Regions from separate parts of the Homo sapiens genome. Here all the other regions are linked to region 3. Evidence: read pairs that join two places in POLR2A ChIA-PET (ENCODE). Cell type or tissue: GM12878. All regions are shown on one strand. Links, peaks and the distances in the headings refer to the core of each region. The heading gives the core; the rest is flanking DNA.

Region 1 (7,123 bases), core at 799-5,798, 290 kb before region 3:
CTGCAAGACCCTGAGGATACAGCCGTGAGCAGAATCGAATTGCAGTGTAGATGGGAAGAGCCACACAGGCGAGCAAAACAGTGATGTGATGAGTGCTGTCCTAGGAAGTACATAGGGGTGTCAGGGAGGTGTAGACCACGAGCACCTCACCTGGGCGGGGAAAGGTTTCCTGGGGTGAGACAGCTAATCTGGGCAGAAACTCCCTTGTCTGCACTCAAGCTCTAGGCCCCTTTTCCTCCAGGCTGTCCCCACTCAGTGTTGGCTCTGAGTAAGGCACTCCTTAGCCAACTTAAACACCCTGCCCACTTGCCTTCCTCCCAGTCCTCAGTTCTGAATCCTTTCTCCATGTGTGGGACTGAAACTCCAGCAGGGCAGGACCAGCAGTCCTTCAGCCAAGTCCAGCCCCACGGTCAACACAGGATGGGCCCACATGATGTATTTTAAAGGTTTGAATTAGGTGCTCTGGCAGAGACCGTCAGGGCTGTAGCCAGGCCATGGCTGCCCCACTAAGAATGACATTTCCTCACCAGTTATAGGACACGCATGAAGCTGAGGTGGGCCACTTCCAAGGCTGGGCTTTCACAATGCTGCACGTGCCCCCCCACCCTCATCGCCCTTTCCTCTATTCCCCCAGCTGACACCTGGGCAGGTGGTGACCCAGCCTTGATCATGACCTTTCATATTATGACCAAGACATGCAAAAGACACCACCGTCCTGGTCCCTTAAGCCACTGTATTGTTGGCAGGGCAGCACAGGCTTATCTCGATGAATACAGTTGCCAACGTGTCAGATTTCAGATTTCCAGCATCCACCAAAAAAGTGGAAGATCTAGCAACACTACGTCCACAGTCCTGCAGGGCAGCAGTCAGCAGGCACCGAGTCAGTTTGCCACAGACCCAGCCATGCCTGGTGATCTGAGGTCTGGTGTCCCTGCCACAGCCCTTGAACTGTTGCTTTTCTGACCCTTCACCCTTCTCTATAAACTGACTGATTCTTGCAGACAACTGTAATTTAAAAACAGCCCTGCAGCTTATTTGAAGCATTTGAGCCTCTGAGTAGAACATGACTCAGGGAATCCAACTGCTGGTGAACCTCTTGCCTGCCTCTTCTCTCAGGACTTTGTGCCACTTAAAAACCCATACCTAGGCTCGGCACAGTGGCTTATGCCTATAATCCCAGCACTTTGGGAGGCCAAGCCGGCAGATCACTAGAGGCCAGGAGTTTGAGACCAGCCTGGCCAACATGGCGAAACCCTGTCTCTACCAAAAATACAAAAATTAGCCGGGTGTGGTGGCACGTGCCTGTAATCCCAGCTACTCTGGAGGCTGAGGCAGGAGAACTGCTTGAACCTGGGAGGCAGAGGTTACAGTGAGCCGAGATCACACCACTGCACTCCAGCCTGGGCGATAGAGCAAGACTGCCTCAAAAGAAAAAACAAAACAACAAAACAATAGAAAACATCCACATCAGTTATTTCAATCCTGGTTTAAGACCTAAATCAGACCCAGTGCCTAACAAATATTCTGTGTGTCCCCTTTACATCCCTGAAATTAAATTAATATTACCCACCTACACACACAATTTTAAAAATCAGTATAATGCCCTAATTGAAATATAAAAGAGAAATAAAAGTCATTTATGATGACATCATATGTGTTTCAATATGTTAAAGTTTGGTGCAACTACCTTAGCAGCCAGCAGGAAACAGTCAGATACTTGCTTGCAGAAAAAGCACCACCGCAAATCTGACAGCTGCAAATGCAGATTGGTACAGGTGTATGTGGTTTGGGTAACTCAAATACCACAAGTGGCATTGGCATTAGGGATGTGATTTTTTCAAAAGGTGAACAACACAAAATCTAGTTTATCCCTGATTCTCACAACAGTTGCATTCCTGGAAAAACTTCACGCATTTAAAAATATGCAACTAATACTCCATGGTCATGAGTCAAATGGAGTTTGATTTTAGGCTCAGATTATTCTGAACATGTTCTCCACTCAAGAATGCACAGTGGGCTGGGTGCGGTGGCTCATGCCTGTAATCTCAGCACTTTGGGAGGCTGAGGTGGGCAGATTGCCTGAGGTCAAGAGTTCGGAGTTAGAGACCCATCTGGCCAACATGGTGAAACCCCATCTCTACTAAAAGTACAAAAAAAAAATTAGCCAGACATGGTGTGCAGCTATAATCCCAGCTACAGCTACTTGGGAGGCTGAGGCGGGGGAATTGCTTGAACCAGGGAGGTGGAGGTTGCAGTGAGCCGAGATCATGCCTCCACACTCCAGCCTGGGCGACAGAGCAAGACTCTGTCTAAAAAAAAAAAGAATGCACAGTTGGCACCCAGCCATTATGCAGGACAGGAGCAGTTCTTCATTGGGAGCGTCACCCAGAGCATTGCAGGCTGTCTAGCATTTCTGCCTTTTCCCGTTAAATGGCGAGACCATCCCAACTCAACCATTAAGACAACAAAATTCACCCCCACAGATGCTTTCCCAATGAGAATCACTGCACCAAACCAAGAAGACACACAGAGAGGTGAATGGGGATATTGGGTAGGACTCCAAGATTTTCCTCAGACCTCAAAGATAATGAGACATCACCTCAACATGATTTCCTGTGACTATCCAGACTTGTTAGGCTTTTTCTTCAGCAAAGGAGTCAGGAATGAACAGAAAAGACTCTAGTAGACTCCAAGGTGAGTGTCCCGTTGGCTTTTCCCTCTCTGGACCCTGGGAGAAGAGGAGGAGGTAGATGACTGCTCGGCAGACAAGCTCTTCCTCCCCACCCCACTCAAACCCAACAAGACAAACTTCACTTCTTGATTTCTGTTTTTAAAAAGGAAGAACAAATAAAGCAAGAGGCTGAAACTGAATGAAATTCAGTTCTCCTGTCCCTCACATCTCCTGTCTATTAATAGCCTCTTTGAATGAGTCACATTGAGACATTTATTGGCTGTCTCTGAGAGTGCTTTTACCCAAAATAGTTCCCAAGCCATGTTTCTATGCTGCTGTGATGCTGGGACAGCCAACACAGGCGCCGTTTCTCAAAGAAGAAACATGCATGTAAATCAGGTTTCACCTGGGCGGGCTGGGCCGGGGCCCAGAGTCAAAATACCAATCGGCCCCTCACAAACTTAAAATACTGAGGGCATGAATGCTTCATCCTCCGGACTCTCCCCCAGAGACCAGCCTCCTGGCGTCTCCTTGAAGAAGCACCTCATTGTCTCCACAGACCTTGGTGTTGTCTCAACTCTTACATGGTTTCTTTAATGGCTTTTTGGGGGAATGCTGTTGTGCTTCCACATGTGTGTACTGAGGGGACAGGGACAGAGAGAAAACAAGTGAGATGTTATTTCTCCCAGGACCCTAGAGCCAGGGTCTGCTCCTCCTTGTCCCTCAGAGCCTAATCCCCTCAGGGCAGGTGCCTCACTTTCCTCATTTCATGCCACCCCAGCCCCTCATTTCCTCCTCTGTCCCAAGCCATTTTTAACTGTCTGACTGGGAAGGATCTGACCTGACAGGACAATTAAATATTAATACTGTGATTGAAGAGTCTGTGTGTAAATCAATTAAAAATAGGACATGTGGGGCTCAGATATTTTTAACCTATTTTTTCTTTCTGTCTGGAAAACTCTTGCTGCATAGCTCAGACCCGGGTGCCTTGGGGCTGGGATGGATTCTGGAAGGTGGGGAGGGCAGGCTGGGAAGCTGGTCACCACCGTCCTCAGATGGGTGCTGTGTGTAGGGGCTGATGTGGCCTTTCTCCTACCACGCAGAAAGAAGGGGGTTCCATGCACCAGTCCCCTCCTCCTCCATCAAAACCTCCCAGGACTAGCTGTCACTCTCTTTGGGCTCCCCTCCTGTGCCAGTTTACATCACGTTTGTAATTATTTGATTTTTTATTGCACTGTATTCTAGAATGTGAGGGAACACATTCTAGAGGGCAGGAACCATCCTCTCCATCTTTCCATACAGGTCCCCGCCCAGCTGGAATGTGCTGGGCACTTAATAAATGTTTGTGCAATGAACCAACAGCAAGACAATGACATCTGCCACTTGTTACAACTTCCTTATTTGAAATGGCAAACCTGTTTAATGACAATCCTTCTGCCCCTTCCAAGTCAACTCAAGGTAGCATGTGGGTGAAAACAGTTTACATGGAGAAAGTATAATGTTTATAAATAAACATTTATTCCATCATCTCTTTCTGTAAAAGAAGCAGAGTGGGCAGCTGCTCCCAGACCCCGAGATAAATTGATTACCCACCATCAGCAGGCACAGATTTTGGCTCTGAGCTTCCTGGAAGCCCAGGCCAAAAGGAAGACATTGTAGGCAACATGGTTTTCATTTACTCAGCCAAAAGATCACAAGTCAGTCTGCAGAGACAAAGTTTTTCCAAAACTCTCTAACTCAAGAGTGATTTGGTATGTGAATCCTTACACTGAAATCCTAAAGCAATTAGCCGGATATGGTGGTGGGCGCCTGTAGTCCCAGATACTCAGGAGGCTGAGGCAGAAGAATCACTTGAACCTGGGAGGTGGAGGTTGCAATGAGCCAAGATGGCACCACTGCACTCCATCCAGCCTGGGCGATACAGCAAGACTCTGTCTCAAAAAAAAAAAGAAAAAAGACAGAAATCCTAAAGCAAGCTTGTCCAACCCACAGCTCACGGGTCGCATGCAGCCCAGGATGGCTTTGAATGTGGCCCAACACAAATTTGTAAACTTTCTTAAAACATTAGGAGTTCTTTTGCAATTTCGGCTATTGTTAGTGTATTTTATGTGTGGCCCGAGACAATTCTTCTTCTTCCAGTGTAGCCCAGGGAAGTCAAAAGATTGGACACCCCTGTCCTAAAGTGTCATTTAGCTGTTCCTCAAATAAGCCACACTGACTTCTGCCACAGGACTCGTCCATCTCCTGGAATGTTCGGCAGAGCTTCTTGACATTCGCCTCCCTGCTCAAGTATCCCCTCAGAGCAGCCATCCTGCCCCCCAGCACCCACTCCTAGCACCACACTCGAACCACACTTTGCCTTCCTTTATTTCTCTCCGTTGCATTTACACTCACTCATCCAAGTCCTTTACTTATGTGTTTGTCTGCTTGTTTTCTGTCTCCTTCACTAGACTATAAGCCTCATGAGGGCAGGGATTTTGTCTGTTTGGTTCATTGCTGTATTCCCAGGTCCTAGATTAGCACTTGCTATCTAACAAGCGTTAAATATATATTAGCTGAATTGTGACTCGAGGACATTTTCAAGCAGGATTTTTGGAAGTGACAGAAACACTGTTTTAAAAGAAGACTCCTGTAATTATGAAGACTGTCTGATGAGTATGATATAAAATGTTCCAGGTACTTTGATTTCTTATAATACAATTTCATACAGGGATAGAATGTGGAGGATCTATAAATGGGTTGCATTAACAAGTTCCTGGGTCTGTCATCTGTCTCAAACATCAGGAGCCTAAGTGAGATTTGGCAAGTCTTCTTTCACTCAGGGTCTGCTCTTAATTGGACTTCCCAGCAACTACTCCAAGTACAGCTCTTCAAGACTGCTTAAAATGTGAACCTTCTGGTTTAGCTACCGGACAACAAGGCAACACCTGCAGATGCTTAAGAGCTGGATTTACAGCCTCATCCTCCGAAAAAGAGAACTAACTTCAGCAGGAACAAGGACAGCTGGAGTAACTACAGGCAGAGCCAGTGCCTCCTGTAAGAGAACTCTGAACACTGTCTGGAGCTCACACAAGTTCCTGGAATAATGCTTTAAGTTCTATAATCTGTAATGCCTTGAAATTCTATATCTGTATGATATATAATCTGTATTAGTTATCTGTTGCTGCATAACAAATTATCCCCAAAGATTAGCAGCTTAAAATGACCAACATGTGTCATCCCATAGTCTCCGTGGGTCAGGAATTTGAGAGCAGCTTAGCTGGGTGGTTCTGGCTCAGGGTCTCTCACGAGGTTGATGTCAAGATATTGGCCAGGGCTGCTGTCATCCAAAGGCTTGACTGGGGCTGGAGAGTCAAGGTGGCTCACTCATGTGCCTGCTGACAGTTTCTCACTTTGTTCTCCTCACCACCAGGGCCTCTCCAGAAGGCCACTTGAGGGTCTTTATGTCATGACAGCTGGCTTCCCCCAGAACAAGTGATCTGAGAGAGTGAGCAAAAGGGAAGCCTCAATGCCTTTATGGCCTCATCTCAGAAGTCAAACAGTCTCTTCCACTATGTTCTATTTGTTGAAAGTGAGTTGCTAATTTCAAGCCATATTCAAGTGAAGAAAAATTTAGCTTCACCTCTTAAAGGAAGGAGAATTAAAGAATTTGTAGACATATTTTAAAAGCAGCACACCAGCTAATGTGAAGAAAGTGGTCTCAGCAGGAGAAATATGTGCAATAGCCATTACCAGGCAGAGAGGTTCTGTGTAAGAGGAAGCATGATGCACTGAGAAGATCCTGGATGAAGAATTAGACATTCCAGGACTCACATCTCAAACCCATCACTTAACAGCTGCATGAATTCAAAGATGTTTACCTTCTCTGGGCTTCAGTTTTCCCTTGTTTAAGATGGAGATAATGTTACTCATTTTGCTGAAATACTACGAGAAATAGAGAAAGTCCGTGTCAATCTCTCTGGGCACACAATAAATACTCAAAAAATGGTAGGTCTTATTAAATTGCGCCATGACACCTCTGTGAATCCTTAATTCTTGAAGAATTATAAATGGGTATACTGTACAATGTAGGAAAATGGATAAACCACTAAAGAGTATTACCTAAGATATGCCACATAAATGGCAGTAGATGTTTATCTAATATAGTAATTTTGGTTTGATACTCAGCTTATCCATCTGGGATATTTATGTGTGCGTGTGTGTGTGTGTGTGTGTGTGTGTACACTGTGCCCCTAGTTCTCCAATAACATTTAAACGGCTTACAAAAATACCAATTGCAGCCAGTCATGGTGGCTCACACCTATAATCCCAGCACTTTGAGAGGCTGAGGCGGGAGGATTGCTTGCGTCCAGGAATTTGAGACCAACCTGGACAATGTAGGGAGCGCTCATCTCCACAAAAAATACAAAAATCAGCTGGGCATGGTGCAAGTACCTGTAGCTCCAGCTACAT
Region 2 (7,123 bases), core at 1,123-6,122, 190 kb before region 3:
AACAAGCTAAAATTATAGAACATCTAGGAAAAAAAAACAAGAAAAAATTTGTGACATTGGGCTAGGCAAATATTTTTTAGGTAGGCTATAAAAGGCATGAATCATAAGAGAAAAATAATAAACTGGATTGATCATAATTTAAAGTATTTGTGCTTCAAAAGTTCCTGTTAAGAAAATTAGAATGTAAAGCACAGACTGGGAGAAAATATATCCAAAGCATATATTTGATAAGGGACTAATATCCAGAACATATTAACTTTTATAACTCAGTAATAACAGAACAAATGACAAATATATATATATATATATATATATATATATATATATATATATATGAATAGCAAATAAGCATATGGGAAAATTTTCAATGTCATTAATCATCAGGAAAAATCAAATTAAAATCACAATGAACTACCACTATACACCCAACAGAATGGCTGAAATTAGTAAGACTGGAAATACCAAGTGGAAGGACACAGAATAATTAAAACTCATACACTGCTGGTGGGAAATGCAAAATATTATAGCCATTTTAGAAAAGATTGGCATTTCTTATTAAGTTAAACTTACACTTGCCATATGACCTAGTAATCCTATTCCTAGGTGGGAAATATATGAAAATGTATGCCCAAATAAAAACTTGCACTCACAGGTTGACAGCAGCTTTATTAATACAATAATAGCCAAAGACCAAAAATAAGTCAAATACTCATTAAATGGTGAATGGACAAAGAAATTATGTTCAATCAAATCAACTAATACTACTGAGTAATAAATAAGAATTACAATATATCTCCAATATTGTGTTCTAGCAAATCAACTAACACTACTGAGCAATAAATAGGAATTACAATATATCTCCAACAACATGGATAAATCTCAAAAGCATCATGCTAAATGAAAGAAAGTAAATCAAAAGACTATGTACTGTATGATGCCATATATATGAAATCCTAGGAAAGAGAAAGGTGTAGTGACAAAACACAAATCAAGGTTGCTAGGCGTCAGAGGTGGGGAGAAGGAATTTACTGCAAATAACTATGAGTTAAATTTTTGGGGTGATGAAAATGTTCTGTATCATGACTGTGATGGTGGTTAAACAACTGTATACAATTGTCAAAAAAGAATTGTGCACTCAATTTGAAATTTTATTGTCTGTAAATTATATCTAAAAAAGATGAATTAGCTGAACGATCTGGTTCTACTGAATTAAAATTCTATGTAGAGTATCAGAGTGTGATTACAAAATGTTTTGAGAGGATACTATAGAATTTCTTGTGTAATTTTGGTAGGGTTTTAGGATGTTCTGAAAGCAAAGGCCAAGGAACAATGACTCATAGATGATAGTCCCACAACAGTCTACACAAAAAAAGGTAAATATAAATTTATATCTCCCTTACTCCCATTAGTACCATGCCTAAAATACTTTGTTTACAGAATTACTGTTTCTGATGAATGAACCATTAAAGAGAAACACCGAGTACAGAGTTTCAGATTGGGAAGATGAAAAAATTTCTAGAGATGAATGCACAACAATATGAATGTACTTAATGCCACAAAACTGTAAACTTAAATGGTTAAAATGGTAAATTTCATATTATGTATATTTTACAACAATAAAAATTTTTTTTAAACATTGGGGGGTAGGGGAGAGGCACTCCAAAAAAATGTACATAAATCTAGAAATGCACAGGAAGTTCATTTTGAAAGAGTTCCTTTGGTTTGATTAATAAAGACTATTCTACTGTTGCTTTCACAAAATCAAGCTTAATAGTGGTTATTAGGTACGATTCTACTAAAGGAAATTGTGCTTACCAACTCTATCCAAGCTTATTTTTAATGTTTAGGGCTCTTACCAGAATATAGTTTTTGCTTGTAACAGTTTGAGTTGTCTAACACAGACAGGAAAAACACTGGGAGCTCCAAAAAGGTTCTACATTTGGATGGCCCAAATACATGTCATTTTGTCATCTAAATTAATCTGCAAACTAAACTGAACACAAATACTCAAAACATGCTAACAGAAGCCCTAAAGTGACTGTGGCCTGGGGTTAAATAAGGTCACACAAGAACTGCTAAGATAAACATCAAATTCATGTCATTTGGTAAACGAGAAAGCCATCTGTGCAATTCACTGTGGGTAAACTGCAGACTGACTGGGGCTAGACATTTGTCAAACATAGTCGTTATTAATAGTCATGCCAATAAGTGTTAAAAACCCAAAAATCCCTAGATTTAAGTCCAGAGATGGCAGAGTTGTAGTAATCTACCTAAAGCTGGCAGGACATTTCTATTAAGAAATAGCATTAATAGAACCTTCTATTACATTAATAGAAAGTAAGTTCAAAGGGCACATGCCAAGAACAGGAAAGAATGTATGCGCTTTAAGCAAGTTCTATGTACTATCTGGAGAACAAGTTCTGAGTTACAGGCTAAGTGGATTTTAGGAGGGCAATTTCAATTTAGGCAGGAAATAAATAATAATGATAGTAGTAGTCGTTATCAGTAGCAGCAGTAAATTCTTACATCATGCTTCCTATTTGCCAGATATTAGTTCTAAGCACTTTCATTATATTAACTTGCTTAATCCTTCTAACAACATTGTGAGGCTGGCAAACCATTGTCTTCATTTTGCAGAGATGAAGAAACAGGCTCAGGAAGACTAGGTAACTTTCCCATTGTAACCCAGATGAGAGGTGGCAGAGCCATCTCAGGGTGTCCTGCTCCAAGTCCAGAGTTCTTGCTCTTAATAATACTATATTGCTTGTCTTTGGAAAACACCACTGCTTTCCTGGGAAGCAAGAAGGTTAAAGGAATTGTTCTACTGTAGACCAGACTGGAGAGTAGTATTAGAAAGAACTAGTGAGAAATGAGGAAAAACTTTCAACATTTATTAAAAGCCTGCCATGTACCAGGCATTTTATATTTTAGGATAGTAGGCAACTGACTACAAAAAAGTAAATGACTTACAGGCCCTGAAATTCACCTTAAACTTGTATTTTTAATTAAGTTTATTATTTCTTTGCATTTAAACACAAAGATATATCACAATGATCAAATGCAAAAAAAAAAAAACATTATTTTACTTCATCTTCACAAGAATTCAATTCAGTTCTTTCAAAAAAATTTGCTAAGCATTTATGTACCAGGCACAAGACATATAAAAAAGGTGAATGTATTAAAAATTAAAGAAATTGGTTCCTGTTCTTTAAAAAAAAATCTATAGTCTACAATAACTCTTTGCAATTATTCTCATTTTACATAGAAAGACACTGCTCAGATGGGTTAAATAACCTGTTTAGGGTCCAACCTGTAAATAGCTGAGACAGGATTTGAACTCAAGCCCTTCTAACTCCAAAACCTATACACTTTTACCCTACAGAAAGCTAAAAGTGTTTCTGAGTGTAGGGACCGGAAAAAAATTTCCAACTGACTTCAAATAACAAATACAAGGCAACTGTATTCTCGTTAATATTTTAGAACTGTGTCATGTTAGTTGAGAACTTGAAAAGAGGAAGTGTAAATTCTAGACTAAATCTTGGGTTACAGACCTCACACAGATTGAATATAGAAGAAGTACACAGCAAGAGTCACTCACATTGTAAAATAGTTGAACATTTTAAAATACATATTACAGTGGACACGTATGGTCCCACTGGAAATATATAAGACAATGTTACTTTCAAGAGTTCCCAGTCTTTGAAGCTGAAATCCTTCTCTCTTAAATCTTATTAAGTAGTTAATTGTAGCAGAAAGTTACTCAGTTAGGTCCCAATAGGCACAGGCCAGAAAGTCCTCTGAAAGCTGCCCTCAGTACCTGCACTGTCACAAACCTACTAAGTGTATTCTATAGTTAGAAAAAATGTATTGATATAACTTTCTGCCATTGATATAACTGTTCTACCTAAAAAGAACAAGATATTAAAGATACCATGCTTTATAAAGAGATGATCCTATTCATTGTGAGAAACTGAACTTATCCAGCTATATGCTATTTTATTTAACTTTGGAACTGCATTCATCAGTACGCATTTATGAGATGGCTAAGGTCTGAGGGTATAGGATGGAACCACTTGGCCATCTCAAAATCATTAGCCTAGATTTGTTAAATTATGCTTTGCCCAAACTGAATTAACCAGGGATAAATGATTTTGAAAGAAATAAGGGTTGACATGTGGGTGACAAAAAAAAATTAATTAAAAAACAGAACGGGTGTAATGGCTCACACCTGTAATCCCAACACTTTGGGAGGCAGAGGTGGGCAGATCACTTGAAGTCAGAAGTTCGAGACCAGCCTGGCCAACATGGTGAAACCCCATCTCTACCAAAAATACAAAAATTAGCCAGGCATGGTGGCACACACCTGTAATCCCAGCTACTCAGGAGGCTGAGGCAGGAGAATCACTTGAACCTGGGAGGTGGTGGCTGCAGTGAGCTGAGATAGTGCCGCTATACTCCACAGCCTGGGCGACAGAGCACAACTCCGTCTCAAAAAAAAAAACAAAAAACAAAAAACAAAAAAAACATTAAGGGAATGACTGAGGTCTTGAGAAATAAATTTGAAACTGTGTTTTTAATGTTGAAATGTATCCAAAAAAAATCATATCCTAAAAACATTAAGAACTCAAAATGTGCTCTCTCCAAATTTACAATATAAAAGAGAACGAGGACTGTCAAATATAAAACATGTTTTAAAACTAAAAATGCATAAATTACATATATTTAGATGTTCATAGATAACAATGATGTTAGTGTATGAAGATATTTGGTTAATATATGATAAAAAATGGATTCACAGAATCAGTTGAAAAATATTTTAAGCAGAACTAAAGCTAGTCCTCTGCCAAACTTTCCCAACTACATTTTATACGTTGTAATCATAGAAGAAAATCTGCTGACATATTTTAAAATGTAAAAACAAGGTTATAAGGGATAAGTTTCAGGATAATATGCTTAAACTCTTTTCAAATTACAATTTATGTGCAAAATTTTTTTTGAATTCCAGAATTTGCTATTTCATCTACGTTGTTGCACAACAGATCTCCAGAACTTTTCATCTTGTAAAACTGAAACTGCTATTTAATCTTAAGTGAGCCCTAAAACATTTTTAAATAATATGAATCAGCAAACTAAAAAGCAAAATATATTCAGTGCAGAGTCCATGAGGATACAATTAGGACAGAGGCTAAGTAACAATTTCTCTTTTAAGCAATGGTTTTCTTCAGTGTATAAATATTGTAAACATTTTTTTAAATTAAGAGAATAATCTCCCTTAAGACCAGAGATAACATCTTCATGTATATATCCACAATATCTAGCTATATAAAGCACTCAATGATAATTGTTGATGGCACCCAAGGAAGCTGTTTAAATAATGAAGTTTCATAATCTAATTTCAATTTATTCTTATCTGTTCAATAAACTGGTTCCCTAAAAACCACTACCAGAAAGACTATTTTTGCCCTGTTTTTTAAAAACTTCCTTTTAAAAAATGTAATTGTATTGTAGGTTTCAAAATTCCCAGTTGACTGTGCTCACATAATAATCAACTCACATAAATGGTAGGTAAAGATAAGCTTCCTACTTACCATATAGTTACCATAAGCATGATCAAACATTTCCAGTACTTGATTCCTAATTTTAAAAGAGCAGAAATGGAAAAAAAAAAAAAAAAAGGTAAGTATATTCTATTTATTATCTTTCAAAAAGTTAATTCTTCCTCATAAAAAATATACCAATAAAAACAAAAGAAAAATTTAGGTAGAAAGGGACATAAACAGAATCAGAAACTACAACAGCTAGCAGACAAGCTTTCATGAACTCACCACACAGAGCTGAGCCAAACTTTAATGATTACTAGTAATTTATGTACAATTCATCTTATAATTTTTCCTAAGAAAACTGATGAATGATAGATGCCATCATCAGAGAAGGAAATCTGATGCAGAAAAACAATGACCTCTTAACACAATTATTTAACGTATCTGTCTTGAAGCGGGGGTTTTGCTGGACAGCCCTTTAAAAAAACCATTATTATTGCCATTTATTGCTTCCCCTATATGTTCTACTAAGAGAGAGGTACACAGGTGTGTAGTGACATGAAATAACAACGCTTTATGAAGCCTCTGCCTTTGCACTTACATTGAATAAACCACTAATGCCTAGTTTAAGTACATATTTATTAATGTTTGTCATATTTTCAAAAGATACTTTTTATGATGTGCTCTACTCTAAAAAAACTGTCAAAAATCAAATAAATAGTATTCACTTCCAAAATGAGAAAACTAATGCTCAAAAAGAGAGTTGTGTGTTTTGGCGAATTCTGTTTCACAAAATCTCCGTAACCACTGTTTAAAATGGAGATGTCTGATCACTACACCAGAATTTTACTAAATCAAAACCTGTAAGGTTGCGACTGAGGAAGCAGCCTTTCAATTAAGCACTCTCAAGTTCAGGGACTTGAGGACTACAGGAAAAAGTACAAGTTAATTGTATGACCAGACAAGGCCAAATAATTAGCAAAGGAAAACACAGCTTAACAATTTTTTATTAACTTTTTCTTTTTTTTTTGAGACAGGGTCTCACTCTGTCACACCTAGGCTAGAGTGCAGTGGCACGATCTCAGCTCACTGCAACCTTCACCTCCCAGGTTCAAGCGATTCTCCTGCCTCAGCCTCCCGAGTAGCTGGGATTACAGGCGTCTGCCACCATGCCTGGCTAATTTTTGCATTTTCAGTAGAGACAGGGTTTTACCACGTTGGCCAGGCTGGTCTCGAACTCCTGACCTCATGTGATCCACCCGCCTCAGCCTCCCAAAGTGCTGGGATTACAGGTGTGAGTTACCACGCCCGGCCTATTAACTTTTCTTTTACCAAAGTTCCAATCACTGATGGCAAGAATTGAAAAAAGTGTTAAAGAAATTGCTGACTATATTTTTATTTGCCTCCTGTTATACTGCAATTGTCATTTTTAAAACTATAATCACAGATTATGAAATACTGGTAATAATAGAGCTAGCAAACAGAAAAGACCTCAGTTCCAGATCCTGACTATGAACACCAACAAAATCAAGTACACTCAAACTTGTGAACGAATTAAGTCCTGACAACATATGAATAATAAC
Region 3 (7,123 bases), core at 730-5,729:
TACTGGGAAAGTGACATGCTGAGATTTGCACAGATATGTCAAGAATGATTTGGGGAATGCACACACAAAATGAGAATTAGGAGATCAGTTACAATTTGATATATAACTTCAAGCTTCATAAAAGCTTGAAGTCAGGCAGTGACATGGAAATGAATAAGAAAGAAGGAATATCAAAGACATTTTGGAGTAAGAATTTACTATTTAGTGGGGGGTTGTTTGTGGCAGGTAATGGAGAGGGAAGAGATAAGGATGGCTCCAAGATTCTCGAGTTATGTCTACCTAATCACAAAACAACTAGATAATCAGTCTTTCTCTTTTTTTCTTTTTGTTTCTTTTTTTGTCTCCCTTTCTTCCTTCCTTTCATCTTTCTTTTCTTTTTTGCTCTTTCTGTGTTTTCTTCTTTGTAATCAAGTCAAATCTTTTTTTGTGAATTGAAAAAAGCAAACTGGGACATAAATACAAAAGTAGGTTTAACATATTTTTCAGCTTTCAAGTGATTGTTTTGACATCATGAAGCCACTAAAAATTTATTTTTAAACACTGTTAAGCTTTCTATTCAGAAAATTTAATGATTCTAATGGAATTCTCAAGTTAAAGTGTACTTCTAATAAGAAATTACATAGTGCTGAGAGGCATAAATGCCAAATATAAATACAATTTTAAAGACTGTATTTATTATATAAAGATAATTCTCACTGACATTTAGTAAGATTATATTTATTATATAAAGATTGTATTACTAGGGCTTGCTCCAGTAATCATGGCCGATATCCCATGGCCAGTGGATAAACTGCATCTTTAAAAGCTGGCTTCAGCAGCTAAATCGAGTTACTTAGGGTCGGTTATGTTATCAAACATCCATTGGCTAATTTATTCCTGAAGCAAATTGATTACCATTCCATCTGGAAATAATTAGGGATTATTTTGACTTATTTGAGAATTTTGCTTGTCTTGCCTTGACTAGCATTCATTCAACATTCAACAAATGTGCATTGAGTTGCTACTATGCACAAATGTACTAGAAGCTGCAGAATTATAAAGAACACAGTTTGGTGCTGACACAAAGGTGAGATACAGCATATTTAGTACAAAGCAGAATGCACTGGGCACCACATCAGTGCCATAAACAAGGCTCTCTGAATTTAAAAGAGAGTGACACTTCCAGGGGGAGTAACTGGAGGCAGAAACAAAGGTAGAAAAAAATCTTAGGCAGAGACAACTGCATAAACCAAAAAGCAGAAAGTGACAAGGCCAAGGCTTCTCCCCTATTCCTACTGTCCCCACAATAGAGCATGCCTCTTGTCACCAAGGCTCCTCTGCAAGCTTCCTTCCTTTCTCCTTCTCTGGGTCTCAAGTCAAACATTACTCCCTTTGAGAAGCCTTCTCTTTTTAAGCAGAATTTAGTTCCCTTTCTGGAATTCACAAAGCCCATTCCGGACACATTTTAAATGCATTTATCACTTAATATTTAAGAATCACTTAAAGCCCCTGGATTGCCTGGTTTTAAGTCTCTGCTTTGCCACTTGTCACCAGAAAAACTGTGGGCAAGTTATCTAACTTTCCTGTGCTTTGCTTTCCTCATTTAGGAAATGGAGATACTGATACCTACAGAACTGGCTAGGATTACAAGGAGTAAGTTATGTCAAGGGCTTACTGCCGTACCTACCAAGGTCAGGGCTCAATAGGTGCTAGCTGCTATCACTATTCCATACTTAGAGCGCTGTGTCCCACACTAGATTGCACACCTCTGGTGGGTAGGGGTAAATCCTATTCATCTTTGTATCTCCACACTCCATTATGGCATTTGGAAAATATGGAATAAATTAAAATTTTCAGTGACAAATATCTGGTTCCGGGAGTGTCTCAGAATATCTTCAGGAGAAAATATCCAATAAGCAGATGGTGATTCTGAATTTGAAAGACTTTAGACTGTTTCTGGGATGAGACAAAACCAGTGAGAAGGCAATGTCTCCAGATGCAGAATAAGAGGGAATAGGTGAAGGGGCCAGGTCCTGGGCTAAGTGGGGATTCTGGCCAGACACCCTGTGCCCTGAAAAAGGACATTGGGGGTAACTGGCTACCCAGAGATGATGTTGACAAGAGACCCCAGGAGCCAAAACCCCTGGATTGCCGGCACCAGCAGAACCGTGGCTGGACCTCAGAGGCTAAATACAATCTCCACTTCCACTGCAAAACATCTAGTTTTAACAAATCAGTGATTGTAAATGGTAGCAAGGAAGCATGATAGTAAATAAATTCCTCCAAATTACTTTAGCAGGCCTGGCAGTAATGTGGAACTTTTTGAATTCCTCAAATTGTATAATACCACAGACTTCTCCCATACCACTCAGCTTTGAGTGGCTTTAAAATATAGGAAAGAAAACAATCTATGATGTGTTGGTTTTAAATACTTTTGTGATGAAAGCATAGTAACAAGTATATAGTAACCTAATTTGTGTAAATTAGTATACCACAGTGTATTTTGGTAGTGGGCTAGGGGGAGAACTAGTGTTGTCTTAAAACCTTCTGATAATAATATGATTCCTATTAACTTCCTATGAGCATTTTGCAAGAAAGTCAAGCAAACCACTTGCATAAAAATTTTTTAACTTTTTTCATTAGTTCTGTGAGTAAAAATGCTCAGGCACACTCTGCATTCTCAGTTAATAGATGAAATAGATAACCGCTGCAAAAATATGAGGAGGATCATTCCATTTCTTAGTGGAAAAGGTATGGTGAAATCATCAACATTTCATCATTCGATCTGCTTGAGATGTGTTGAACAGGTTGACTTCCTACATCTCCTAGCGGGTTAAGCGGGCAATGTGCCGCAAACAGGTACAACAGAGAAGGCATCCGGACACACGTCAGTCTATCCTTTCTTATATTCCAATTATTTTCCAGTTCACATTATGGGAAAATTTGATATACATTGCATTGACTCTGAACATCACTTAGGACAGTACCCAAAGCACTTACAGTTTTGACAAATGGAAGAAGGAGGAAAAAGAAAGGAGAAGAGTTTGAAGACAGAAGAAATTAAGGAAAGTAAACTAAAGCAATTGAAACTATTTGGCAATCCTTTCCCTCTCAACTCTAAGTCTTATTCTAAATTAGGGGTTTTCTAGATATACAATCATGTCATCTGCAAACAGGGACAATTTGACTTCCTCTTTTCCTAATTGAACACCCTAAATTAGGAAAGTTAAACACCTAAAATGTCAACACTTTCATTTAAAGAATGTGGGAGAGCCGGGTGCAGTGGTTCACACCTATAATCCTAGCACTTTAGGAGGCCGAGGCAGGTAGATTGCTTGAGCTCATGAATTTGAGACCAGCCTGAGCAACATGGAAAAACCCTGTCTCTACAAAAAATACAAAAACTAGCCAGGCATGGTGGCACCTGCTTGTAGTCCCAGCTGCTCAGGAGGCTCAGGTGGGAAGGTCACTTGAGCCTGGGGGATCAAGGCTGCAGTTAGCTAAGATCGCACCACTGCACTCCAGCCTGGGCTTTAACAAAGCAAGACCCTGTCTCAAAAAAAAAAAAAAAAAAACCTGGGAAAGATCCCATAGATCTGAATTTAGATACCTGGGGGTGTGAGATGGGGAAGCATAACACATGTATTTTACAATGATAGTTGTTTTACTCTGTTTACTAAATGCCAGTCAGAAGTGTTTCCCTGTGTCCCATGCTAAGTAATAACACAGATTGATGTCTGTGGTCATGTTGCTGCAGTATTCTCAGAGATGCAGCTACAACCGGGGTTCAGTAGCAGATCAGCTGCTCAGACAGAGGAGACCATATTTGCCCTAATTTGTAACAAATTTTTCGGCCACTCATTCTGCGACTCTCTGAGTAATCTTGACTCAACTTCCCATACCTAATAACCCAATAACAGAAACTACCTTAAGACAATGCATAGTATCATAATTGTGCCTACAGTTTTTTAAAAAAACAAATTAAGTAGACAATTTAAAGTTTATTGAAGTCTTTGAGTTATCATTTACTCAAATACACACAAATTATTGATCTGAAGAATAATTTCTCAGGGAGCTGATAGAGATCATAATGAAAGTTATACAGGCCAAGAAACACAATAATAAACTATCAGAAAAAGAACTTGGTAAGTACCGTATCTTTCCACTTGCTGTGTGCATTAAAGTTATACTTTTTTAGTCCATTTAGTTGTTTTCAATTTAAAAGAGATGCAATCTGTGGGTTATAAAATACAAAAACAGCTTTGGACCACATCTCTAGCATAGTAGGAAGAACACAAATGAAACTGACAGATGCCGCGGGGCGCGGTGGCTCACGCCTGTAATCCCAGCACTCTGGGAGGCCGAAGCTGGCGGATCACGAGGTCAGGAGATCGAGACCATCCTGGCTAACATGGTGAAACCCCGTCTCTACTAAAAATACAAAAAAATTAGCTGGGCGTGATGGCGGGCGCCTGTAGTCCCAGCTACTTGGGAGGCTGAGGCAGGAGAATGGCGTGAACCCGGGAGGCGGAGCTTGCACTGAGCCCAGATTGCCCCACTGCACTCCGGCCTGGGCGACAGAGCGAGACTCCGTCTCAAAAAAAAAAAAAAAAAAAAAAGAATCAGGTTCCTCCTGGACGCTGCCTGCTGATGTGCCTACCTAACTGGCCACACTCAGCTCTGAGGCAATGGCTGGTAGGAGCAGTCTCACACTCACCTTGTAACTCTGCACTGACAACGCAGCCAGCCCTATGGTTTGTGACATCGAATATGAGAAAAGGGACCTCCAAGTGACTCGAAAATCAGGATGTTCCATAAAAATCCTCAATTATTCTTTCCAAGAAGAGGAAAAAGTAATAGGCAAAGAGAAGAACATCAGTGGCGGAATGAGAGCTTAGCATTTTGCTGTTTTGGAAAGTGATATCTCTTCTTATAATTTGTCTATAAAAATGATTAGCTTTGGGTCATAGGCCCCTTTAATGATCTGCTGAAAGCTTTGGATACCAGAAAAACATAGTAGACATAAAATTCTGCTGCTTCCCATTCCCTGACCTCAAGTCAAGACACTTCGATTTAGATGTCTGTGAAGAACCCTTCTAAAACTAGCAAGCCTAATATTTTCAGTTACAAAATTTGATCAGAATGAGTTCCATGAGAAGCCTTCATTGGCCAACAAATGGAAAAACAAGGGGTTTAGCCTGAGAAAGTAAAGAAAAGAGACTACAGTTCAATTTTATGGATGTTTTATTTCAGACTTAAATTCAATTTTTCAAATGATGACTCTTTGGGATTAATATAGGCATCCGATCACTGCAACTTTAGTCTCCCAATGCACCAATGCCATTTCTTAGAGAAGAATTTCTATTTTCCTGATAGAAGCAAAGAGGTTGTATTTGGGGTTCAGAGGATAATGTTAATGCTGAATGACACAGGAAAAAAACAGCAACAACCATATTATTTAGAAGTTGACCACATATCTTGCTGCTTGAATATTTGCAACTTGCTAAGGAATGCAATGTAGCAAGTCATAGACTAATAACTCAGCAACTGCAAATTATTGTTCAAAAATGACCCCCAAAAATCTTAGTACCAAGGTTATCAAAGAGAAGCAAATAATAATAATAATAAATAAATAAAATTTTTAAAAATGACTCCCAAAATCTTTGCTCATATAAGTGGAATTTTAGCTTATGTGAATTAACTTAAAAATCTTTATTAAGTTCTAAGTTTTCTAACACACTGCACTAGACACCGAGGTGATATAACAGTATATAGTTCACTATGGAAGAGTACAACCGAAAGGGAAAAAATAAAGCTCAGGATTTTAAGCTTATCACAAAAACAGGGTAAGATGGATAGGATGATCTTGCAAAAAGACATATGGAAAAATCATACACTACATTTGTCCCTGACACATTGTACAGCAACAGCTATACAATTACCTCTACGGACGTTGCTGATTGCTGTCTTTGTGTACATGGAGCATCAAGAAGTCATATCCAGAAGATATCCAAGTACCACTAGTGAAAGGAAACCCACTGCTGCCCTGGGAGGTAGAGGATGGATGATGGTCACCACTCATTGGTGATAGTGAAAGGCTCTGTGCAGATAAGATATGGTCAGTCAAGCTTGTTGTCCATCTTTCTGGTGACTAGTTCTAGATTATAATAGTCTGCTGAGACATACTAAGCCCACTAGTCCATGATTCAGTACTTGGGTCTTTATGGGAATGACCACACTGCTAGAAGACAGAGAAGCAGCATTGGCATCTAAGAAGTCACAAGCTGAAGACTAGAAGACCCAGCCACACAGGTGGCGTTCTTGTAGCTTCTTCCTCTCAATGGTTAGGACTTTGAAAAAGAGAGAATATTGGGAAAGTGAACAGCTAACTATGAAGAGGTACGTGGTGAATAGGATATTTTCTGTTTGATGCCTTTAGGTAATGCAGGAATGGACTTTGGGTAGGGTTGGAGTACATGTCATGAGGACAAGAACATCTTGGAGACTATTAAGCAGTCTCTAAACTTAGTATAGGACAGTAAAGAAAGCAATGCTTATATAAAACCATGAAACCAGTTGTCATAAAGGTCTGCAGTAATGTCATGGGAAAAAGAATAGTGGGAGAGGAGCCATGAGATTCCTACAGAAAACAACTGGAAAATGTTCCCAAAGTAATACTCTCAAGGGTCTTTTAGTTGTATAGGCCCAGGCCAGAGCATGGGAACTTGAGAATAAGGTGGTAAATACAATCTCATAATAATTACTGGGATTTAGTGTATTCCAGAGAAATATCTGTAAGGAAAGGAGGTAAAGAAATACCCCTCACCTGTGTGAAAATCCATGCACCTAGATGGTAATGAGGACACAGAGGCATTCGAAAAAGAATTAAATAAGAGGAAAAGAAATCATATTATTGATGAAATAGATATTAACAAACTATCTGGCCAAATGGAAGAAATGAGAGATATGTTCCTAATTTAGTATACAATGCTGGCACAGAGGCACGAAACAGTTATGATGGGAAACTTCTACTGCGTTTGATTGGAGACTAAACTAAAAGCAGAAAGTCTGGCAAGTTACTGCCTGCACTGAATTTTTCTTTACAGAGAGAGGAAGTAACCAGGGGAACTGCTACTTGGAGAGA

What was found. ChIA-PET counts read pairs that join two places held together with the same protein. Peaks named below come from ENCODE experiments on the same cell type or tissue, not always from the same donor. Only the 100,000 strongest peaks of a DNase experiment are listed, where the experiment ranks them.
Region 1: POLR2A ChIA-PET joins it to region 3 with 6 read pairs; 1 of 35 experiments calls an interaction of 5 or more read pairs at or near these places.
Region 2: POLR2A ChIA-PET joins it to region 3 with 5 read pairs; 1 of 35 experiments calls an interaction of 5 or more read pairs at or near these places.

The regions. Positions count from the first base shown.
Region 1 is chr1:184,646,655-184,653,777 of GRCh38, forward strand. No RefSeq gene overlaps it. Among named protein-coding and RNA genes, the nearest start is that of EDEM3, 100 kb to the right of the region's middle. RefSeq lists an enhancer at 2,793-3,122. In GM12878, for the core only: no CTCF peak of the experiment used is centred there; DNase peaks (open chromatin) are centred at 2,947 and 3,189; H3K4me3 peaks cover 691 bases; H3K27ac peaks cover 1,512 bases.
Region 2 is chr1:184,743,959-184,751,081 of GRCh38, forward strand. It overlaps EDEM3 (ER degradation enhancing alpha-mannosidase like protein 3), which reads right to left. Exons shown (of 20, transcript NM_025191.4): 2 at 5,589-5,634. Among named protein-coding and RNA genes, the nearest start is that of EDEM3, 7.3 kb to the right of the region's middle. In GM12878, for the core only: no CTCF peak of the experiment used is centred there; DNase peaks (open chromatin) are centred at 2,033 and 3,473; H3K27ac peaks cover 3,068 bases.
Region 3 is chr1:184,938,118-184,945,240 of GRCh38, forward strand. The region is part of intron 1 of NIBAN1 (niban apoptosis regulator 1); the gene reads right to left. LOC124904469 (a long non-coding RNA gene) reads right to left here. Exons shown (of 2, transcript XR_007066770.1): 2 at 1-5,348. Among named protein-coding and RNA genes, the nearest start is that of NIBAN1, 33 kb to the right of the region's middle. In GM12878, for the core only: no CTCF peak of the experiment used is centred there; a DNase peak (open chromatin) is centred at 3,784; H3K4me3 peaks cover 278 bases; H3K27ac peaks cover 818 bases.